Linked DNA regions of Homo sapiens: regions 1 and 2 are each linked to region 3. Evidence: chromatin contacts called from ENCODE Hi-C or POLR2A ChIA-PET data. All regions are on one chromosome and are shown on one strand. Each heading gives the region's core, a stretch centred on a gene start or an enhancer-like site at or near the end of the contact. The rest is flanking DNA. Distances are from core to core; before and after follow the strand shown. Region 1 has its middle 22 kb from the start of GPHB5. Region 2 overlaps PPP2R5E (protein phosphatase 2 regulatory subunit B'epsilon). Region 3 has its middle 21 kb from the start of SGPP1.

What was found. A loop is a pair of places that touch in the nucleus more often than their neighbours do. ChIA-PET counts read pairs that join two places held with the same protein, here RNA polymerase II (POLR2A). Pooled maps may share reads with other maps.
Region 1: a loop to region 3 is called in a pooled map, with 2.3 times the contacts of the local background. The contact joins two enhancer-like sites. A Hi-C loop is called at or near these places in 2 of 50 pooled maps. POLR2A ChIA-PET finds 5 or more read pairs at or near these places in 3 of 52 experiments (A673, Panc1 and activated T-cell).
Region 2: a pooled map of psoas muscle shows a loop between it and region 3 (2.5-fold over the local background). The contact joins two enhancer-like sites. A Hi-C loop is called at or near these places in 5 of 50 pooled maps. POLR2A ChIA-PET finds 5 or more read pairs at or near these places in 2 of 52 experiments (activated B cell and activated naive CD8-positive, alpha-beta T cell).

What each region holds. Positions count from the first base shown.
Region 1 is chr14:63,295,179-63,297,878 of GRCh38, forward strand. No RefSeq gene overlaps it. Among named protein-coding and RNA genes, the nearest start is that of GPHB5, 22 kb to the right of the region's middle. Within about 2 kb of position 1,362, at least 2 of the 41 ENCODE cell types and tissues checked have a DNase peak (open chromatin) inside an H3K27ac peak, as active enhancers do.
Region 2 is chr14:63,382,581-63,385,280 of GRCh38, forward strand. It overlaps PPP2R5E (protein phosphatase 2 regulatory subunit B'epsilon), which reads right to left. Exons shown (of 14, transcript NM_006246.5): 12 at 1,864-1,991. Among named protein-coding and RNA genes, the nearest start is that of GPHB5, 65 kb to the left of the region's middle. Within about 2 kb of position 1,356, at least 3 of the 41 ENCODE cell types and tissues checked have a DNase peak (open chromatin) inside an H3K27ac peak, as active enhancers do.
Region 3 is chr14:63,747,630-63,750,329 of GRCh38, forward strand. No RefSeq gene overlaps it. Among named protein-coding and RNA genes, the nearest start is that of SGPP1, 21 kb to the left of the region's middle. Within about 2 kb of position 1,347, at least 6 of the 41 ENCODE cell types and tissues checked have a DNase peak (open chromatin) inside an H3K27ac peak, as active enhancers do.

The sequences.
Region 1 (2,700 bases), core at 112-2,611, 450 kb before region 3:
AAGAAATGTTGACATCATACTGGAAATTATTATCCAGCTACTTACACATTCGTTTTTAAATCCATCCCTATGTTTAGCTGCCAAAATGCAAACTGCGCATTCTCTCTCAACGGAGAGCGCCACAGGTCACCAGCTATTATTCTCCCAGGAGTCATTGAGTAGGCTGCCCAAGTACACATAAGGAAACTCAACGAACTATTTTCATTTCAAGGACCATTAGAAACAGAAAGGAAAAGAGAAGGTCAGGGAAACTTAGTTTCTAACAAAGGAAGTGAGGCACTTTGAAAAAGAAAATATTTAGAGAACGGAGAGGAAGCTAAACCCAAACAACCAAAACGCACAGCTGACAATTATTCCGGGAAGTTGGTAACTTCTGCCTGGTCTCTAGAAGCACAGGAAGAAAGGACTGTTAGCGTGAAGAACACTCCAGGGTTCTGGGTATCTAGGCAGAGTCAGTCAACAGGGCTAACCATGTGATAATCCTGGGTAATTCCACCTCACAGTTCACTAAAAAACAAGCGGAACCCTGGGCAAAGCCCTTTGGGGCTTTAATAGCAATGGAGGACATCACCCTGTCACTTTCTCTGCTTCTACACAGCAGGCAATCAAGGAAAACTTGCCAAGAAATATGAGTGAATAAATGATTTTGAAAGTTTCATTGAGCAGGAACATGAAAAGGATGATTTGGGGATAGCTGGAAGGATAGTTACTTGCATGAATAATATTTATTCACCGTCAGTGTGATATTTCTCAATAGAAAGATTGTATTTAAAATGTACAACTACAATAACAGAAAAAAAAATACGAGATAAAGCAACAGTTCACAGTGCCACAACGGTCAACAAAGACCAGAAAGGAAATTAAAGCACAAGTTCTACTCAGCAGCACTTCAGCCATCAGAAGCTCCGCCGTGCTATTTTGAAGATCTCTTTCTGTTAGGGGACGAATGAGTCAAAGCGGGATTGGCTGCTCTGTGAAATGGTGAGATTCAAGTTCAACAATAGTTCTTGGCTTTGAAATTCCACTACCGGAAATTAGAGTAAAATCTGCACCATTAGTCTTGGTCACAATCTATGTTTTTGTCCTTAGAGGATATTATGTCAAAAAACTAGGGTTGCTTCAGTGTGTGCGTGTGTTTTAAATATGTTCTACTTTGATCATTTCATTTTGTTCTATGAGTTCTGCAGTGACTCAGAAGTTCCATGATACTATAACTGGAGTAATTTTGCTGTATTTTTAGCCATGTCCTCCAAGCCTCCCAGTATATGCTGTGATCTTTGCCAAACAGAATCTGATCAGTGTTACAGGGGAAATGATGTGTGAGGCTCTACAAGGAGAGGGTCTCCAGGGCCCACACCTGAGTCATGCCTTGAAGCAACCTCAGCACACTTAGCCTCCCAGTGATTCTGTGCAAGTCTGTCTCAATCTTTTGAGCTTATGTTAGTTCTTTGGGGGAAAAAAAATAGAAACAACTTCTGAATAGGGCAGTATGTTTGGGGCAGCTTTGTGAATACATATCTAAAATTACCTCCATTTGCCATTTTTTAAATCAATTTTTTTTCAAGCAATCAGATTCTTTTCTCCTAGAGGAGCTGTGGGCAAGAAAACTAATGAATTCTACATCCTTCTCATCACCTGGTTTAAATTGTTTTCTGCTCTGAGTAAACAGTAATTACTGTTTAAGTACATCTCAGCAGAATTTTATCCCAATTGCAACAGTTCATGTTCCTCCTAATGTAATCTCTGCAGAGGAAATGATCGTCAAGGGAAGCAGGCTGACCTGCTCACGGGATGGCGTTCTTACAATCTGCATCTTATGTAATGGTGATTCTGTGTGCCTGTGTCATAATTATTGGAATATTATTTTATGCTTTTTTTTTTTTGAGACGGAGTCTCGCTCTGTCGCCCAGGCTGGAGTGCAGTGGCACGATCTCAGCTCACTGCAAGCTCCCCTCCCAGGTTCACGCCATTCTGCCTCAGTCTCCCAAGTAGCTGGGACTACAGGTTCCCGCCACCACGCCCAGCTAATTTTTTTTTGTATTTTTAGTAGAGACGGGGTTTCACCGTATTAGCCAGGATGTTCTCAATCTTCCTGACCTTGTGATCCGCCCGCCTTGGCCTCCCAAAATGCTGGGATTACAGGCGTGAGCCACTGCACCCAGCCTATTCTATGCATTTTTTAACATTACAATTTATTTTGTGCCATGTTCTGACTTTTAAGTCATTAAATCGTCTTTTTTCTGTTCATATTTCTGGGAAATCTGAGGGTGTCTCCATCTGCCATTCCAGAAAATTGCCTTCTCCAGGCCTTTGTTAGAACAAGAAATTGTCCAGCCCCTTGTGACTCAAGATGTGGCCTGGGAACCAGCAGCGTCAGCATTACCTGGGAGCTACCAAGGACTGTGGAATTTCAGGCCCAGCCCAGACCTACTGAATCAGAATCTGCATTTTTAACAGGACCCCCAAGTGATTTGTATACACAGTGAAATAGGGGAAGTACTGGTCTCGGAGACAACCAAGTTCATCATCAGTCTTTATATCCAAACACATAGCTGCCTAATGAAGAACCATCAACTTAGCCTGTCTCTCAGATGCTACCTTTTGAGTGTTCCTTAGGCTAATATTTGAGTTGCTCACATTTACTGGATGAATAAAAGGGCTGTCAGAAGTCTTTTCTTTTTCTTGTCATGTGCTGCCCAG
Region 2 (2,700 bases), core at 106-2,605, 370 kb before region 3:
AGTAGAGACGAGGTTTCTCCATGTTGGTCAGGCTGGTCTCGAACTCCCAACCTCAGGTGATCTGCCTGCCTCGGCCTCCCAAAGTGCTGGGATTATAGGCGTGAGCCACCACACCTGGCCTGCCCTTCTAATTATTGGCACCCAGAATAGAGCTGCCTGTGGGCATTTGATAATTTCATTTAATAAAAAGGCAAGTATAATAGTAAAGCAATTTCACCCTAAAATAAGGATCTGTGATAGCACTAACCTTAGACATCTGAATTTGCATAGAATTCTATTTTCTAAATAACACATAATTCATCAAAATCAGAAGCTACTTCCCTAGAAACAAATGTTATATATATATGTGTATATATATAAATTATTCTTATCCAAAGAAATGAAATCAAGCCCTCATGTAGGTTGGGTGGTTCAATATGAATTATCTGTCTAGCTCTGATCTGCACCAGTCCTGCTGACCCAAAATATATGCTGATAACTGGCAAGCTGGGATGGTTGCTATTAGCTATGGGACACTATACAGCTAAACAGCCAAAATGGTAGCCCATACTTAACAAGAATTAGCTCTTGGGCAATGTGAGGACAAGGTTATGATGGGCTTGATAGCTTCAGACTAGAGTCTAAATAGCTTTTCCTTTTGCAAAAATATCCGTTGCTTCCGTTTTGCAACAAACATGCTCCTAATACCACTGAAAAATGCATTGGTAAAAATTAGCCATATATTAAATAAACCATGAGTCTGATGTTTCCAAAACATTTACAAGAAAGTACACTTGCTGTGTAGCTTCTGCCTTGTGCCATTAAAAGGAAAATTTAAGTTCTTTTCTGTTAAGGTTCCAGAATGACCTTCCTCCCAAGGGCAGTGATGGGAAAGCACCAAATGTAGTATACTGAGTAGTTACAGACACTTGCTAGAACCGTTCTCTAGGTCCTCAAGAGACTATCTGTATAAAGGGACTTAACTGTTTATCAGCTCCTTATTTTTACAAGTTCTATTAATATAATTAGGCAAATTTGAAAAATTAGAAATGTGATATTTTATAATTACATGCAAAATTTTTAAAGATAAACATATTATGAATATACTGAATTGTATCTCCCAATTTTTAAATACCACATTAAATTTTCCTTCTATTCCACAGAGAAAAATGTAAAGGCATTCAAATTCAGAATGCTTTAACTTTCATAGGGCTGGATGTTAAACTTCCCTTGATGATTTTAAACTCCTTCCTTTCCAAGAGATACATATAGCGACTGAGTTGGCTGTTAAATAGATCACACTAAAATGAAAACCTAGTCAGACCACTTCCCCACTTAACAACCCTTCAGTACTTCCTCATCATCTACTTGGTGAAGGCTCACACGAGTCCCACAGTCTTTTCTAGCCACATCCTCTAGCACCCTCCCCAAAAGACCTTGTGCCTCAGCCCTCCCAAACTCACAGGTCTCAGAAACTGACAGCTGCTTTTTACATCTTTGTGCCTTTTAACATGATGGATGGACCCACTGTCTGAAAGGGCTCTCCCCATGCCATCCACCTGCCAAATTCCTTTCAGATTCAGTCTAAGCATGGCCATGCTGTCAGTATCTACACACCTCTCCTCTCAGCTGCAGTGCCTCCCCAAAAGATCTGCTACCTTCATAGACAGATCAAGAAGCCTGTCTAGTAAACAGATACTTTAACCGGTATTTTGTTAAAGTATCTGTTTATTTTCTCCAGTCAGTGAATCCCCAGAAGGTAAGGATTTTATCTTTTCACATACGTCTTCAGCAACAAGGACAGCATCTGGCACATAATAAGGCTGAAGGGAAAGAAAGAGAGGAAGGGAGGAAGAGAACGGAGGAAAGAAACTGAAAACCTACGGATTCCAATGTTCTTTTGAAATCCTATAAAGGCTGGAAAACATGATGGGAAGGATGACGTTAGAGTTTTCTTCTATCAAACTCATGATGTATTCATTATTCCAATAATAGAGTGCTCTTTCTGCCACCTTTGGGAAAAGAAAAATAAAATGTTAAGAGAGAGAAAAAGACAAAGATAAAACAAAATTATAAATCTTTCCAAACAAAAGTATTTCAAAAGGCTATTTGTAAATCATTCAATTAGAGGTAAAATTAAATATTAATCACATTTTAATATATATATATTTTTTGAGATGGGAGTCTCGCTAGTGGCGCGATCTCGGCTCTCTGCAACCTCCGCCTCTCGGGTTCAAGCGATTCTCCTGCCTCAGCCTCCCGAGTAACTGGGATTACAGGCACATGCCACTATGCCTAGCTAATGTTTGTATTTTTAGTAGAGGCGGGGTTTCACCACATTGGCCAGGATGGTCTCGATCTCCTGACCTCGTGATCCGCCCACCTCAGCCTCCCAAAAGTGTTGGGATTACAGGCGTGAACCACCGTGCCTGGCCCACATTTTAAATGTTTGTGGATTTTTAATCTCTTGGAAAATTCCAAAGTGGGCCAGGCACGGTGGCTCACACCTGTAATCCCAGCACTTTGGGAGGCCAAGGCAGGCAGATCACTTGAGCCCAAGAGTCTGAGACCAGCCTGGGCAACATGGGGAGACCTCGCCTCTACAAAAACACAAAAATTAGCCGGGATTGGTGGCATGTGCCTATAGTCCCACCTACTTGGGAGGCTGAGGTGGGAGGACTGCTTGAGCCTGGGAGGCGGAGGTTGCAGTGAGTGGAGATC
Region 3 (2,700 bases), core at 97-2,596:
GGCCAGGCTGAAATAAACACTTTTTGTTTCTGTTGATACAGTGAGGACAAAACATTTCAGCTAGTTATTTGTGAGGAGAGGAATGGAGATTTGGACAGCCTGTGTCTGGCACTGTCATAGCTAAACAAGGTAGGCATCCCTGAGTCTTATCTAACTCATATGGGGGAGTAGCTATTTTTTTAGAACACAAAAAGATGAAGGGATTTCCTAACCTTCAGGTTAAGTTCAACATTATCAAATAAAATGGCATTATTTTCTACTCAGATTCCCATTAAGGAATAAAAGTGTTAGTATTCTTTGGGTGTCAATGGCAACACTATTTGAGTTTCATTTCAACACCCAGGTGTCATCATTCACTCTGACACACCCACATTCAGTGATAGGACAAGGACTCTAGTATTTTTACGTTTATGGAACAGAAGTGGTTGCCATATGCTAAAATTGTTGCTGAAAAGTATACCGCAAGTAGAAGAACTTAGGTTATGCAAACGGAAGATATGCTTCAAATCAGCAGTTTGAAAACTGTAGTTTTAATGTTACTAACTTAGGATAACAAGGGGAAGCAACCTTAGAGGTTTCTCAACTTAAGACTAGAAAAAGATGTTATTTTTTTCTTCTTCTTCTTTTTTTTGTTTTTTTTTTTTTTTTGAGACAGAGTCTCAGCTGCAGCCATGAGCTCTTGGGCCCAAGTAATCCTCCTACCTCAGCCTCCCAAGTAATTGGAACCACAGGTGTGCACCACTGATGCAGGAGTTAAAAAGGAATTATTTAGGCAGATAATGGGGGTAAGGAAGTCCTCCGTAAGGTTTTCCTTTTAATGAAAAGCAGCCCTGCCGGGCGCGGTGGCTCACACTTGTAATCCCAGCACTCTGGGAGGCCGAGGCGGGCGGATCATCTGAGGTCGGGGGTTTGAGACCAGCCTGACCAATGTGGAGAAAACCCGTCTCTACTAAAAATACAAAAACTTGGCCAGGCTTGGTGGCACATGCCTGTAATCCCAGCTACTCCGGAGGCTGAGGTAGGAGAATCGCTTGAACCCGGGAGGCTGAGGTTGAAGTGAGACGAGATTGCACCACTGCACTCCAGCCCAGGCAATAAGGGCAAAACTCCATCTCAAAAAAAAAAAAAAAAAAAAAAAAGGCAGCCCCAAAATAATTTTCTTTTCTAACAAACAGCAGCCTGTAAAATTGAGCTGCAGACATAGACAAGCAAGCTAGAAGCTTGCACAGGTGAATGCCAGCAGCTGTGCCAATAGGAAAAGGCTACCGGGGACTAGGCATGTTCAGAACAGTGGCTCCATGTTCCCTTCTCTTTGCCAGTCACGTGTGCAGCAAGGAGCGGACAACACGGCGCCGGCCAAGTGGAAAGTCCATTTGCATAATAAGATTAGGGTGCATTGGCCAGCCTTCCCCATGCTCTATGTAAACATCACACCTGGTATAACCAATCTGTGGTTATGTAAATCGGACACTGCCTCCTTCAGCCTGCCTATAAAATCCGGTGCACTCCCATTCCAGCCCAGAATTCCCATTCGGGGGCTCCTGTCTCTTGCAAGAGACAGAGCTGTTCTCCTTTCTCTTTCTTTATCTATTTATTTATTTATTTATTTTTATTTTTGAGACGGAGTCTCGCTCTGCCGCCCAGGCTGGAGGGCAGTGGTGCGATCTCGGCTCACTGCAAGCTCCGCCTCCCGGGTTCAGGCCATTCTCCTGCCTCAGCCTCCGGAGTAGCTGGGACTACAGGCGCCTGCCACCACGCCCGGCTAAAATTTTGTATTTTTAGTAGAGACGGGGTTTCACCATGTTAGCCAGGATGGTCTCGATCTCCCGACCTCGTGATCCACACCTCGGCCTCCCAAAGTGCTGGGATTACAGGCGTGAGCCACTGCTCCCGGCCTTTCTTTGCCTATTAAACCTCTGCTCCTAAACTCCTTGTGTGTGTTCATGTCCTTAATCTTCTTGACGCAAGACGAGTAACAGCGGGTATTTGCCCCAGATAAGGATGCCACTTCACCACCACACATGGCTAATTTTATTTATTTTATTGAATAACTTTTAGTAAGAAACCTCACCTGGATTTTTAAAACAAAATTTTGTTTAATATCTTTTTTTTTTTTTTTTTTTTTTTGAGACGGAGTTTCGCTCTTGTTGCCCAGGCTGGAGTGCAATGGCATGATCTCTATCATGGCTCACTGCCACCTCCACCTCCCGGGTTCAAGCAGTTCTCCTGCCTCAGCCTCCTGAGTAGCTGGGATTACAGGTGCCCGCCACCACGCCTGGCTAATTTTGTATTTTTAGTAGAGATGAGGTTTCTCCATATTGGTCAGGCTGTTCTCCAACTCCTGACATCAGGTGATCTGCCCACCTCAGCCTCCTAAAGTGCTGGGATTACAGGCATAAGCCACCATGCCTGGCCCTTTAATATCTTTTAGTAAGAACATTTTTAATTTTTTTGTATTTTTTACTTATTTTTTTGTTTGTTTTTTTGAGGGAGGGTCTTGCTCTGTTGCCCAGGCTGGAGTACAATGGCACCGTTACAGCTCACTGCTGCCTCAACCACCTGGACTCAAGTGATCCTCCTGAGTAGCTGGGACTATAGGTATGTGCCACCATGCCTGGCTAATTTTCTTTTTGTATTTTTAAATAGAAACAGGGTTTGGCCATATTGCCCAGGCTGGTCTCAAACTCCTGAGCTCAAGGG